Regions from separate parts of the Homo sapiens genome. Here region 2 is linked to region 1. Evidence: chromatin contacts called from ENCODE Hi-C or POLR2A ChIA-PET data. All regions are on one chromosome and are shown on one strand. The core of a region is the stretch at or near the end of the contact, and the rest is flanking DNA. Distances in the headings are between cores, read along the strand shown. Region 1 has its middle 67 kb from the start of RESF1. Region 2 has its middle 29 kb from the start of H3-5.

The links. Hi-C counts contacts between places; a loop is a spot of excess contacts on that map. ChIA-PET counts read pairs that join two places held with the same protein, here RNA polymerase II (POLR2A). Pooled maps may share reads with other maps.
Region 2: a pooled map shows a loop between it and region 1 (2.2-fold over the local background). The contact joins two enhancer-like sites. A Hi-C loop is called at or near these places in 1 of 50 pooled maps. POLR2A ChIA-PET finds 5 or more read pairs at or near these places in 4 of 52 experiments (Caco-2, OCI-LY7, WTC11 and 1 more).

The regions. Positions count from the first base shown.
Region 1 is chr12:32,024,510-32,027,412 of GRCh38, forward strand. No RefSeq gene overlaps it. Among named protein-coding and RNA genes, the nearest start is that of RESF1, 67 kb to the left of the region's middle. RefSeq lists an enhancer at 486-780. Within about 2 kb of position 1,507, at least 2 of the 41 ENCODE cell types and tissues checked have a DNase peak (open chromatin) inside an H3K27ac peak, as active enhancers do.
Region 2 is chr12:31,761,851-31,764,753 of GRCh38, forward strand. No RefSeq gene overlaps it. Among named protein-coding and RNA genes, the nearest start is that of H3-5, 29 kb to the right of the region's middle. Within about 2 kb of position 1,426, at least 2 of the 41 ENCODE cell types and tissues checked have a DNase peak (open chromatin) inside an H3K27ac peak, as active enhancers do.

The DNA.
Region 1 (2,903 bases), core at 257-2,756:
TAAAAATTAGCTGGGCGTAGTGGTACCCGCCTGTAGTCCCAGCTACTCAGGAGGCTGAGGTGGGAGGATCAGTTGAGCCAGGGAGGCAGAGGTTGCAATGAGCTGAGATTGCATCACTGCACTCCAGCCTGTGTGACAGAGTGAGACCCTGTCTCAAAAAAAAAAAAAAACTTAAAATCTTTTTTTTAATTCTCTCAATTTCAATCTCACTTACTTCTTCTTTCAAAGCCACCACTGTCTGAACCTGGTGCCCTTCCTTCTGATTATAGTTTTCGTTGTTGTTACTGTGTTTTGTTTACTTTTACAATTTTGGAATATGAAAATATCTTTCTTTTGTAACGACAAATATGGAATACAAACATTACAACTTCTTTTTTTGCCCATCCTGGATTAAAAAGGAAATAATAGATGAAATGCCTTGCAAAGAGGACAAAATATTTTGGGGTCTAAAATGTGCTTTGCCCAGGATCTTGCCTTGTAATGATAATGACTCTCCCTTAGTGATCCAAACAAAGGAATGTGGTCAACTGTATGAACAAGGTTCAGTGAAGTCCTGAGTCACATGACAATCTGTCCTCCCCAAGCCTCTGTGCTTCAGAAGCTGGAAAGTCGTTCTACCCTTGGGCACAGGGTACATGTGCAGTAGCAATAAATAGCACCAGGAGGAATAGGAGCAACAAGTGTTACTGGTAGAGGGTCTTGACTACGAGTTGTCCAGGTCCTTGGCATTTTGAACAAAGAATTGAACAAAACGTACGAAGTAGCAGAGAAATGAAATGCAGGAATGAAGCAACGAGAGCAGGAATTCATTAAAGCGAGAAAGCACTTCACAGGGTGGGAGTGGGCCTGAGCAAGCAGCTCAAGGGTGCAGTTACAAAGCTTTCTGGGCTTTAAGTACCTCATTTGAGGTTCTTATCTAGATGAAGGATTTGGTCTGTGGCAAATTAAAGACTGAGGTGAACTGGCGCCCTGTGCAGATAAAGGGATGGTCCCTGCTTCGCCAGGGCCAATCCAAGGCACTCTCCTTTTCCATCCCAGCACTTTGGGAGCCTGAGGCAGGTGATCACTTGAGCTCAGGAGTTCAAGACCAGCCTGGCTAACATGGTGAAAACCTGTCTCTACTGGTGCTCTCGCCATTATTCCATCTGCTATGAGCCCCTTTCTGCATAAAGTAAAGTTTGCCTTGCTAAGAGAATTAAATTTATGTTTGAATGTTATTTCTTTGTAGCACTGGGGAACAAGCATTCTATTTCTAAATAAACATTTTTACATATAAGAAATGGTGGTCCGTACAGGGATACATTTTCCTCTGGGGTGGTCTCTAGTCCTCTCATGAGGGGGTCTCCCACTGCCTCATTGTGGTGGCCTCAGGGGTAGTAAGAAATTGAGACCCATCTGGTGTGATGAATAGACCCGGACTCTCAACAAGGCAGAAGAAACTGGCCAGCAATCTGGAGTAAATGATCCTCACATATGATGTGGACCAGGCGACCTCATGCATGAGCCAAGAAAGGAAACAAACCAGAGGAGCCGTACACCAGCACCTGCCTGGAAACCACATCCTCATCAAAAGATAGAAAGAAGAAAAACTCGAGGCAGCCTAAGAACCCTACCTTGTGCTGCTAACCACCGAGACTGCCGTTCGCACAGCAGAAAAGGATAGACACATCATACCCAAGTCAAAAAAGCGTCATCACCATCAAAGTTATAGGTCATTGTTCCAGGGTCAAGCCCTACCAAGTTAAAGCTAAGAAAACTTTATCTATCTTTTCTTTCCTTTAACTACTCCCCATCTTATTAATGTAACTAAATCTAACTCACCTCAAATTATTACTTTTAATGCCTGTTCAGTTATCACTCCTCTCATACCAAATGACAAAACCAAAGTCTTTGTAGTAAAAGTAAAAAAATCTAAAGCAAACCACAGCAATTAAAACAAGATATCAAGATGTAAATGACTAGCTAAAATACATTAAATATTCTGTCCGCACTCTAAATAAAAGCAATTGTTATGCTTGTGCACACAGTAGGCTAGAAGTCCAAGTTATCCCCTTTCCACTCAGATAGTCCTCTAATCGACAAGGCATGGACTGCATGGTAGCTCCTTTTCTTCTTTTGTCTTTTTTTCTTTTTTTTATCTGAGACGGAGTCTCGCTCTGTCGCCCAGGCTGGAGTGCAGTGGCGCAATCTCGGCTTACTACAAGCTCCACCTCCCGGGTTCAAGCCATTCTCCTGCCTCAGCCTCCCAAGTAGCTGGGACTACAAGCGCACGCTGCCAAGCCCGGCTAACTTTTTTTTTTTTTTTTTTTTTGTATTTTTAGTAGAGACGGGGTTTTACCCTGTTAGCCAGGATGGTCTCGATCTCCATCTCCTGACCTCGTGATCCGCCCGTCTCGGCCTCCCAAAGTGCTGGGATATAGGCGTGAGCCACTGCACCCGGCCGGTATCAAAATCCTGCAGCCTAAGATAGTAAAGTGTGCCAAACTCTCTCTACTATTTCCTAAAGTGCAGTACCCTGAGGGTCAGCCCCCCGAGGGCCATTCAGCCTCCATCTTCCAAGACCAATTTTACCTCGTGTCTCCAACGATAAAAGGAAAATTTAGCGTACTTTGAAGACTTAACATGATACAGCGAGGTCAGGCACTTCCAAAAGCTAACCCATCAGTCCACCCTTATTCATCCCCAAGCGGATGCATAGTAATACTGTAAAAAACCTTTACTAGACACTCTACCAAATAATTAGAGCAGCACTTATGCTCTAGTTCAATTAGCTATCCCTTTTACCCTGGCATTTCATCAATCAGAAAAAGAGAAATTACGACATAAGCAAATAAAAGAAGCCTCAAAAGAAGCAGCCCCTTACAGCTATTTTGATTCCCATGTCTATTCAGATGCAATTAGAG
Region 2 (2,903 bases), core at 176-2,675, 260 kb before region 1:
AGGTGGAGGTTGCAGTGAGCTGAGATCACACCACTGCACTCCAGCCTGAGCGACAGAGTGAGATTCCATCTCAAAAAAAAAAAACAAAAAAAAAACCTTTTAACATTTATTTATTTATTTATTTATTTATTTATTTAGACAGAGTCTCGCTTTTTCACCCAGGCTAGAGTGCAGTGGTGCGATCTCAGCTCAGCTCACTGCAACCTCAGCCTCTTGGGTTCAAGTGATTCTCCTGCCTCAGTGTCCCAAGTAGCTGGGATTATAGGCATGCATCACCATGCCTTGCTAATTTTTGTATTTTTAATGGAGATGGGGTTTCACCATGTTGGCCAGGCTGGTCTCGAACTCCTGACCTCAAGTGATCCATCTGCCTCGGCCTCCCAAAATGCTGGGATTATAGATGTGAACCACAGTGCCTGGCCCATCTACTTTTCAATCAAAAATGATCATAAAAGAATAAGAATATAAGTTGACAGCAAGAATGAGGAAATAAAAAATTTTTTTAATTAAATTTGAAAAATAAAAAAAAAGAATAGAAGACATTTCCTTAATATGAATCTATTTTAACCTCAAGACAGCTTATGTTCAAAGGAAAATATTAGAAGTACTCCCATTAACAAAAGATTTTAAATAATGATGACTACTATTATCAGTAATATTTTTCTATCTAATGTGTTTATCTTTATATTTGGGGGAAAATTAGAAGTTAAAAGTTATTGGAAACAAGACAACAATGCCTGCTGTCATCACTTGCATTCAAAATTGAACTGGAAGTTCTAGCCAAGGCAATTAGGCAAGAAAATAAAATAAAAGGCATCTAGGTTGGAAAAGAGGAGGGACAACTATCTTTTTTTGCAGATGAGATAAAAATCCCTAAACAATTCACAAAAAATCCATTAGGGCTAATAAACAAGCTCAGAATGGTGCAACAATGCAAGATCAATATACAAAAATCAGTTGTATTTCTATAAAGTAACAATGAACAATCCAAAAATAAAATTAAGAAAATAATTCCATTTATAATACCATCAAATATAATAAAATACTTTGCAACAAATTTAACAAAAGAAGTGGATGACTCAGCCAGGCAAGGTGGCTCACACCTGTAATCCCAGCACTTTGGGAGGCCGAGGCAGGCAGATCATGAGGTCAGGAGTTCGAGACCAGCCTGGCCAACATAGTGAAACCTCATCTCTACTAAAAATACAAAAAAATTAGCTGGGTGTGGTGGCGGGCACCTGTAATCCCAGCTACTCGGGAGGCTGAGGCAGGAGAATTGCTTGAACCCGGGAGGTGGAGGTTGCAGTGAGCTGAGATCGTGCCATTGCCCTCCAGCCCAGGCAACAGTGTGAGACTCCGTCTCAAAAAAAAAAAAAAAAAGAAACAAACAAACAAAAGAAATGGATGACTCATACTGAAAAAGAGATCATTGAAAGAGATGACTCAGGAGGCTGAGGCAGGAGGATCAGGAGTTTGAGTTTGTAGTTAGCTATGATCGCGCCACTGTACTCCAGCCTGGGTGACAGAGCAAGATCCTACTGAAAACCAAAAAGAGAAGCAAGAAAAAGAGAAAAAGAAAGAAGACTAGTTGAAACAACATCTGTTTTCATGGATTGGAATATCTAATATTGTTAAGATATCAGTACTTCTTAAATTAATCTGCAGACTCAACACAATCCCTGTCAAAATTCCAACAGCATTTTTAATTTTTTCAGAAATGTAAAAGCTGATCCTCAAATACATATAGAACTGCAAGGGGCCCTGAATAACCAAAACAATCTTGAAAAAGTTAAAAATTGAAAGACTCACACCTCCCCATTTCAAAACTTTGCTTAAAGCTATAATATCAAGACTGTAGTATGGGCATAAGAATAGACATGTAGTTGAGGACAATGAATTGAGAGTCCAGAAATAAACCCAGACTCTTGCATCAATTGATTTTCAACAAGGCTGCCAAGACAGTTCAATGGAGGAAAGAATAATCTTTCAACAAATGGTTCTGAACAACTAGATATCTACATACAAAATAATGAATTTGGCACCTGAGTACCATACACTATATACAAAAATTAACTCAAAATGGATCAGGACCTAAACATAAGAGCTAAAATTATAAACTCTTAGAAGAAAACATAGATGTAAATCCCTGTGACCTTGGATTAGGTAATGTTTTTTTAGTTATGGCACCAAAAACACAAACTATAAAAGAAAAAAATAGAAAAATTGATCTACTCCAAAATTAAACACTTTAGTGCTACAAAGGACATTATCCAGAAACTGAAAAGACAACCTATAGAAAAGGATAAAATATTTGCAAGTCATTCTAGTAAAGAACTTGAATTGGCCGGGCATGGTGGCTCACGCCTGTAATCCCAGCACTTTGGGAGGCCGAGGCAGGTGGATCACAAGGTCAGGAGATAGAGACAAGCCTGGCTAACACCGTGAAACCCCGTCTCTATTATGAATACAAAAAATTAGCCGGGCGTGGTGGCGCATGCCTGTAGTCCCAGCTACTCGGGAGGCTGAGGCAGGAGAATGGCGTGAACCCGGGAGGCGGAGCTTGCAGTGAGCCAAGATCGTGCCACTGCACTCCAGCCTGGGGGACAGAGTAAGACTCCGTCTCAAAAAAAAAGAACTTGTATCTAGAATATATAAAAAACTCTAACAATTCAGCAATAAAAGACAACCCAACTAAAAAATTGACAAAGGATTTTTTTTTTTTTTTTGAGATGAAGTCTTGCTCTGTCCCCCAAGCTGGAGTACAGTGGCGCAATCTCCACTCACTGCAACCTCCGTCTCCTAGGTTCAAGTGATTCTCCTGCCTCAGCCTCCAGAGTAGCTGGAATTACAGGCGCCCGCCACCACGCCCAGCTAATTTATTTTTTATTTTTTATTTTTAGTAG